Linked DNA regions of Homo sapiens: region 1 is linked to region 2. The links are chromatin loops, found by intact Hi-C in ENCODE. Cell type or tissue: Caco-2. All regions are shown on one strand. Links, peaks and the distances in the headings refer to the core of each region. The heading gives the core; the rest is flanking DNA.

What was found. Hi-C counts contacts between places; a loop is a spot of excess contacts. Peaks named below come from ENCODE experiments on the same cell type or tissue, not always from the same donor. Only the 100,000 strongest peaks of a DNase experiment are listed, where the experiment ranks them.
Region 1: it touches region 2 in a loop (5-fold over the local background); 4 of 110 quality-filtered maps call a loop at or near these places.

Annotation. Positions count from the first base shown.
Region 1 is chr11:10,324,802-10,329,190 of GRCh38, forward strand. The region is part of intron 1 of CAND1.11 (a long non-coding RNA gene); the gene reads left to right. Among named protein-coding and RNA genes, the nearest start is that of CAND1.11, 19 kb to the left of the region's middle. RefSeq lists a silencer at 3,921-4,215. In Caco-2, for the core only: no CTCF peak of the experiment used is centred there; DNase peaks (open chromatin) are centred at 1,800 and 4,170.
Region 2 is chr11:10,392,266-10,396,654 of GRCh38, forward strand. All of the region lies in intron 2 of CAND1.11 (a long non-coding RNA gene), which reads left to right. Among named protein-coding and RNA genes, the nearest start is that of AMPD3, 61 kb to the right of the region's middle. RefSeq lists an enhancer at 49-928. In Caco-2, for the core only: no CTCF peak of the experiment used is centred there; a DNase peak (open chromatin) is centred at 2,676.

The DNA of each region.
Region 1 (4,389 bases), core at 240-4,239, 67 kb before region 2:
CTCCTCACAGGTAGGGGCTGACATGATGCCACGGCAATGGGAAATGAAGTGGGAAACCCGAAGCAGGAAGGAAAACTCAGGAGAACTGGGTTGGGATAGTGGTTTCAGCTTCTCCTCGCCTCCTAAAGAGTCTCTTGATAGTTCTCAGGCCTTGAAGGTTCTGCCTGCCCCCAGGTTCCCCACCCCAGGAAAATAAGCAACTTCTCAGGAGAATAATGAGGTTGGTGTTTACCTTTGTGCTTCATTTGAGTAGCATGAGAGCACCCCATTCCTCACATCTGTTCATTCTTCTCCCCTTAGAAATCTTGTCTCAGCTGAAAGGTCAGAGCTAGAAGCCCCAATCTGCTTCTAGCTCTGACCTTCTGGCTTTGTCAGGAATCCCTATGAATTTGTGCTGTTGATTTTCTTTGAACTAAATACAGAAATGTGTCTGCACTCTGGGATAGAGAAGAGAGTATAGTAATTGCCAGGAGAACTGAAGATGACCTTAAGGCAGGCCAGGTGACTGGTAAACCATACCCTTCACAAGGCTACCAGAGCTCTAGCCTGACCAATATTATTTTGAAAGGGAATACATTAGAATCCCTGGTGACTAGATGAACATGGCCATCACTATTTCTACAAACCTGTCTTCTGATGAACATATACTCCTGCTGGATGGTGTCAAGACATGCTTGTTTCTTGAGTGGTTTAGATACCAGTTATTGCCCCTCCTGTTATGCCTGGTAACTAGGATGCTGTCAAGAAAATACAGCAGGACTTCATTGAGCTTAAAAAGAGCGTTTCAAAAATATTGCATTAGCCTTTTGTCCTTTCAGTCTGTTTTTCATAGAACAAATGTAATCTTAGTCGCTACAAATTTGTTTAAAATAGCTCTTCTGGTGAGTCACCTAAAGTTAACTGCAGATATGGTATTGTTTTAGCCATGTCAAGCTTGAAATGTTATCCAAGTCCTAGGAACTACTCACTATGGGAAGCTGATGATGTATGTGCCCTCACACGTGTTTTGAGGGTGATCCTATAATGTCCGGAGAGAAAGAAATGCCTGAGATGAACTGGTCAGCATTACATTTCTCAGAACGGGCTGCAAGAGCTTCAGAAGCAAAAGGAGTGTTCTCTGTAGGCTCAGATGCTCACATGACCCAAGACACGTGAAGGGTCTGCCCATCATTCACCCCTCTATCCCCACAAGTGGTCAGAAAGTTAGGAAAATCTCCAAGAGACCATGCAGAAGGGTCAAAGGATCTTGCAGATGTTCTGAGCAAAAAAATGAAAACTTTAAACAGAACATTGTGCCATGACTTGAAAAGGTCATTATCTAGTTCACACTTACATCAGACTATAAATATTGTCAGAAAAATGGATATGTTTGCCAGGACCATGAACAGTAAAATTGCTTAAAATAGGCCACAGAAACCCTCAAGGCCAGTGGGGCCATGGCAGGCCATGACACTCAAACCTGATGCTGCCTTGTGAGAGACCTCAGCAGGAACAAAAGCCAACAGCTGCTTATTGGAAAATTTATACTCAGTGGCCCTCAAAAATTGCAAAAGCCTTTCAAGTCATGTAAGTTAATTTTGTCTCACTCTTCCACCAGGTAGAAGTGAGACAGGGAGACTCATGCTCCTTAAATGAGGTCCCTTGTCAAAGACTAGCTGTCTTATGGCCTTTGAATACTCTGCCCTTCCCCCTTCCTATGGTATAGCTTTGTGTCCAGTTAGCACTGAGCAGAAGCTGCTCTCCTGCTGTCCCCACCCACTGTTGGCTAAAGCCAGGTCACCTCCTGCCAGGCAGCGGCTGGGTGAAAGTCCAGAGAAGCTCTCCTGAATAAACAAGTCAAACAAAGGCAGTTCCCAGCAGTGGATGGGGCTGTACTCCAGAAGTCTATTTGCAAATCTGTCCTTTAGAACTCGGAAGACATTCCCCAGGAGGAGCAATGTTATGCAGTGTGGCAAGGTTCCCAGGCTAGCCCACACCTCTGATTTAACCCAGAATGGGCTGGGGAAACAGTGCTCTAGAACTCATCATTATGGGTAATACCTTTGTAGTCTCTGCTCTTCAGTTTACAAATAGTTGCTGAGCTAGGCATGGTTCCAGGTGATGTGAAGGTTCAAAGCTGCCTCAGCTTTGTGGAGTAGGTAGATTCAGTAGCTCCTGGGTGCACAGTGGCTGAGATTTTCCCAGTCTCATGAAATCCCTGCTTCTCTTTCCTATCTACATGTTTTAGGCTGAAAGTGAAGGGATGACCATTCCGGCTTTTCTTTGGTTTGTTTCTTCAAGATAACCTGGTGTAGGGAAGGGTGAGAGTCCTGGCTCTATCATTACACACAGCAGCATCTCCAAGCTTCAGTTTCTCCTCTGAAAAATAGGATAATATGTAGCTAAGAGAGCCTTGGAGTTGCCTCCCCAGCCCTTGTTCTTCTCTTGGTAACTACCATGACTTTTGTTAGGGTATCCACATCTCCCCCAATAGACCACTCCACTCCTGAAGACTCAGGCCTAGTGCAATTCCATTTTAAGGCCACTATTACAGGACCCAGTGATGGGTGCTGGCCTAATTCAGGCCAGTGAGCTTGCATAAGTTTATTGGCTTATTTCCAGAAAAACAAATTTCCTTTTTCCTGCTAGATAAGAATGGGACACATATGTGGTCTCACTAGCAATTCAGGCCAATGAGTTTGCATAAGTTTACTGGCTTATTTCCAGAAAAACAAGTTCCCTTTCTCCTGCTAGATAAAAGTGGGAGACATATGCAGTCTCAGCAGCAATAGAAAGCCACTCTGAGACTAAAACAGGGGCAAGCCCTAGATGGAAGCTCTCATTGTGAATGGCAGAGTGGAGTGATGGAAAATAGAACTCCCTGATAAAGTTGTTGAACTCCTAAATGGACCCATCCTCAATCCTGTCATACTTCTATTGTATAAACCAATCATCTCCTTCACTTAGTAACCCATAGTGAGTTGAGCTTTCTGCTCCTTTTAATGGAAGCCATCTTAATTAATACATTATAGCACAGGATTTACTATGGGCATTAAATGGGATATAGCATTCACAGTATCTGTCTCATGCTGAAAAAAGAAAAAAAATTCATAGTATTTAGCACAGAATTTATATATGACCCCTGCCCTTCCAGTCCAAGGGCATTAATGGAAAAGACCATAGTTTCTCAGGCCTTTGTTGGATAGGGAAGAAGAGGGCATGTGTGGACTCCAACACGACCTTAACCTGGTTTGAGGCTTGAATATCTTGCCTGGGCTAGAAAGGTGGCCCCTCTGGACTGGCTTTAATTTTAGGATCAGTCCCTTTAGAGGGAGTAGATCTTGTAAGCTGGGGTTTCCCTAGCCCTTGGCAAGTATACATGTTGAAGAGGGTTGGGAGACAAAGAGGGAAGAAAGGAGAGAACCATGACTTGCTGGTGTAATAACAAAAGGTCCTACCTATCTTTGGGATCGAGATTAATCTCTCCTGTCTTTCTTCTTTTTCCTCCTTTCTTCCTTACATTTTTTCGCACTCCCAGTTCTCATTAGGGCTGAAGAAGAAAGGGAAGTCAAAGCTGGGATGGCAAAGGAGTGGAAGTATATGCCAGAGGGAGAAAGGGGAACTTGTGTAAGCTAATTCTGATGACTTTGCATTCAAGTGTAGCACAGATCTCAGTTTTCAGACTAAATGGTAGCTTTAGACTCCTATCGGAGGTTGGCAAGGCTGGTTTCTTGGAGTTTTTGCATGAAGAACAGGAAACTAGGCAGAGCAGCCTGGTTCAAGGACAAAGGGTTATGTTATGACTAATAGGAAGGAGGAATCATTTGGAGTACACACAGTGGCTGTAAGTCAGATTTCGGTCATTTCATTACCCCCAGATTTAGCCTAAGTCACCAGGGAGAGGAGACTGCAATAAAAGAAAAATTAACAAAAAGCTGACATGACTGAAATCTGAAGGAACTTGATTCACATGACATTACTGCTTTGCAGTTGTGCTGTATTACAAGGGTAGAGCTCATTTGTCCTAGTGTTAGCATACTGCACTTGAGAGTATGCTAGAACACAGGATGGAAAAGGAGTGTGAGAAAACATTACTTCACAAAAGTGGGTCAAGGGTGCCATGTTCCAACTGTGAAATGGATGCTTAGAAATGAAAATAGAACTCCAGTGTGGTCTGACCAGAACAGGATTGAGCTGCCACCCTCTTATCGGGACACTAGATTTATGGCTGTGGTCAAGAATTGCCCTAATCTTGTTTTTATCAGTCACATTCCAATAATGCCTCATAATGAATCCATGGTCAATTAAAAGCCCAGTTGTTTTTTACATGAACTGCTGCCAAGTCAGGAATCCCTGTGAATTTGTGTTGTTGATTTTCTTTGAACCAAATACAGAACTTTACAATGATTC
Region 2 (4,389 bases), core at 179-4,178:
TTTTCCCCACAAATAGTGGTGTCTTTAACTGAGATATGAAGATCACAAGCAGAGAAGCTTCCGAGTTCAGGGAGGAAATCCAGAGTTCGGATTTGAGCATGTTAAGTTTGAGATCTCCGTTAGACATCCACGAAGGTCAGGTAGGCACTTGAATAAATGAGACTGGAACTCAGAAGAGGCTTGGGCTGGAGCGAAAGCTGAATTGTCAGCATATGGAGAATAGGTAAGGTAGGAGGGACACCCTCTTATCTGTTTCCCTGGGAGCCTTGCACTAAAGCTAAGGTCTTTCAAACAGACTTGAGTAAAGGCATCAGGGGTGGGGGACCTGGAATACCCTTCCAATATGAGGGCTCTTGGGTTCCTGCAGGGCCAGGACTGTGCATAATAGTGATTCAACTGGGGCAGGAGAACTTTCTTGGCTCCACTGGGGCTGGCCTTTCTTAGGATTGTTTTAAATTCCATTGATTATTCTTTGCTTTGCTCTGGAAACAACTACTCTTTATGTAAGCCCTCTCTGAAAGTGACAAATCATGGAAAAATTCTTTTGGATTTGAATGCAGTGAAGGCAGAGAGGGCGCATCTTGCTTTGTGGTGTGGAGGCCATGCTGAGGATGTGCCGCGGGCCAGAGAGCTGGAAAGTGGGTTCAGGCAGCCAGGCTGAGTCAACCCTTCACCCCTGAGAAACCCACGCAGAGCATCACGTGATGTGGAGGAACAGGGGCACTGAGTCAGTCTAATATTCAAGGCAGGAAAGGTAGAATTGGAAAGGGAGGAGAAAATGTCATTTTGGTGTGGCAGGAGAACACGACATGCTTCTCTGGCTGCCAGGAAGAATATTTCCTGCCTAGGGCTCTGGATTCTCTATGGCTGAGCTCTCTGGGATAGAGAAGGAGGGAGATGTTCATTCCCATTTGGAGATGTGGGCTGTTTTCTTGGGGCATCTGGGCTGGTACTTGTGAAAAGGATAGGACTTCGATAGGTACAGTTTTCCCTTTACCTGCTGAACCCTTCTGCATGTCAAAAAAATAAAATAAAATAAAATAAAAAAGTTCCCAACTTGACCTCAGGGACCTCCTTCCCCCTACCATGGAGATTCCTGCTGCCACTCTTCTTGGCTTTAGAGGACACACTTGAGGAAGCAGAGTCTTTTCTGATGAGCTCCTTGTCCCTGCTTACCAGATGTAGTGATTCCTGAGCTCCTTCAGGGGTGAAGTGTCTCAGCAGTTCCTTCCTGAATCGTGCCTCTCCTCTCCTCTGGCTTTCTCTCTCAGCTCTCTCTTCCTTTGTCATATTTTTATTTCCTCACTTTCCCTCCCACAGTGGAATGAAGCACCGTATTGAGTAGAGGCTGTTGGTGTTGGCCAGAGCTGTAGAATGCTGATGGAGGAACAGGAAGTAAGTGAGGAAGGGGCAAGGGTGCTTCTAAGTGCTCTGTGCACTGACCCAGAAGGTCCTTTTTGGAGCCACAGGGCTGTGGTCCTGAGCATGAAAGAGGAGGGCTGGGGTGAGGATCAACACTCCAGAGGGCCAGGAAAGGGGGAGCCACTGTCTCCATGGGACATTTCTGGAAGACAGTTTTCGAGGTGGTATAGTGGCACGACAGTTATTAAGATAATGATGAAAAAAGATTAGAGGAAGCAGCATTGAAAGCAGCAGCATAAACTTGTGGAGATGGGGGTCAGTGTGGCCCCGATGGTCCTCCTCCCTCCATCACCCTTCTCCCACCCCTAGGTGTGTCACCCTGAAGCTAAAACTGGTCCTGTATGGATGAGGCAACATAAATGGGAGGCAAGGCAGCAGCTGTTGAAAATTCAATCGCGGAGGCCTCTTTGGGGCATATGTGGCCTAGGAGTGGCTGGCACAGAAGTGCTGGAAGTAAAACCACCCCTGCCCCTTTCTTTTCTCTCTACCTCTTATGAGTTTTATGGAGTTAGTATTCCTCCCCTGGACAAAAACTCCAAAGGCCTTCCGACTTCCTCAGTAAGATCCAAAGTTCTTCTCATGGACTTAAGACCCTCTATGACTTGGCCTCCCACCCCTTCTCCTGGACTCTCTTTTGTGTACTCTATTTTGGCTGCACTGGCCTCCTTGTTCCTGGAAGATGCCAGCGTGCCATGCCACGCGGCTTCACATCTGCTGGGCCCTCTGTTGGGACGCTCTTCTTGCACAGTGCCGCCTGGCTCACTCCCTCACTCCTTCTAGGCCTCCGTTCAGAGGCTCCCTTAACAAAGAGGCTTTCTCTACACACCCCACATCAATTAGACACTTTCTTCACTCACACTCCCACTCGCCTTACCATGATTAATTTTTCTTCGTAGCTCTTTATCATCACCACATAACATATTCTGTATCAATCTCTTTACTGTCTATCTCTCTCTGCCTGAATGTCACTGTTTTGTTTGCTGCTGCATTCCCGATGCCTAGAAGAATGTCTGGCACATGCAGGCTTTCAATAAATATTTGTTGAGTGGGTGAATGAATGACTACATCTGACGAGAAGAGAGGCTTTGGTCACTCTTTAGCATTGATATGTAATCTGTTGAGTGCGTGTTTGCTGCATTTATCAACATTCTTTTAAAACTAGATTCATTTTCTGATAGTATTATCTCATCAGTCAGGGGACCGCCTGAGCATTAGGCCACAAGCCAGGCTATTCCTGGAAGGATTGCAGGACAGGCTTGCAGGATGATGCACAGGCTGGTACCCTGGGGCTCTTCATGTTTGAGAAGAGAGCCATGGCACTTCTGGGATGTTCACAGTGACCTCACTCTTATTTGATTTTCCCTGGAAGACACCTCAGGCTACTTCCTTCTCTGAGGATGAAGTAGAGGAAAGGAGTGTATTATTAGTCAGGGCTCTCTAGAGAAACAGAACCAGTAAGATATCTACCCATCCACCCTATTGGATATATATCCTATCGAGTATATAGATACACACATACATACAGGAGGAAGAGAGGGGGAGGGGGGAAGCGAGGGAGAGAGAGGGAAGGAGAGAGAAAGAGAATTTGTTTTAGGGAACTGGCTCACATGATTGTGGGGTTGGCTAGTCTGAAATTTGTAGGGAAAGCTGGCAGGCTGGAAACTCAGGAAATTCCTATATTGCAGTCTTAAGGCTGAATTCCTTCTGTTTCAAGAACTCTCAGTCTTTGCTCTTAAGGCCTTAAACTGATGAGCTAAGGCCCACGGCAGTATGGAGTGTAATCTGCTTTACTCAAAGTCTACTGATTCAAATGTTAATTACATGCCAAAATCACCTTCACAGCAATGTCTAGACTGGTGTTTGATTGAACAACTGGCCACCATAGCCTAGTGCATAGAAATAACTATCCCGGGGACTCACCCTGGCAGCAATATACATGCTGGTGAACAGTCCAGTAGCTGCAGTCTCTTAGAATTAGGAGGAGCTGCCAAGGTGCCTTATCTCATTCATGCCTCTGGTGGAGTCCTCCTGTGGCAAGTCACACCAGTGAGCAGTGGGGCCCCATCAGGAAGGACTGGGCGGGGGTGCCCAAGCCCCTTATTCTGCCTTGTTCTGGCCCTGCCCTGGCCTGATCCTTACCCCAAACCCATATCCCCGGGGCCCTGAGTCATACCTAGTTTTTCCCTTTTGTCACTTCATTTATTCTGAGCTCCAGGACTAAAAAGAGAGAAATCAGTCCCTTTTCACATGGAGCTTACATTCCAGTTGGAAGTCAGTCAATCATATGAACAAATAAACAAAAATATTTCAGCCCGTGATAAATACTATGAAGAAAATAAGACAGGACAATGGGATTGGTAATGATGGGGTCTCACCTTTCTGAGGAGGTGCCATTTGAACTGAGAATGAGGGATGCGTGGGAATCAGTCATGCACAGATCTGGGGAGCAGGGGGGTCAGCAAGCGCAAAGGCCCTGAGCATGCAACTTCTTGGGAGCCAGAAAGAAGGCCGTTTGCTAGGCGCACAGTGAAAGAGGGAGAGTCACACGAGGTGAGGTCAGAGAGAAAGAGAGGGGCCAGGTCGTGGGGGTCTTGCAGGTCATGGTTAGGATCCTGGGACTTGATTCTAATTTCAAGGAAGCTGTTGGAAAGTCTGTAGTGGTAGAATGCTATAATCTCACATTTTATAAAAGGTCACTCTGGCTGCCATGTAGTGAATGGACCACACAGGGAAAGAGTGGAAGCAGGATGCCTTGTTGGAGATGTCACCCAAGCCAGAGATGATGGTGGCTTGGAGCGGTGTGACAACAGCGCAGATGAAGAAAATATACATTTGGTGCATTTTTGGAGGCTAAAATGACAGGCCTTTTTGATGAATTGGATGTGGCAGATGAAGGAAAGAGGAATGAAGGAAGATTCCTGGGTTTTTATCTAAGCAATGTGTTGAATGGTGCTTTGGTTAACTGAG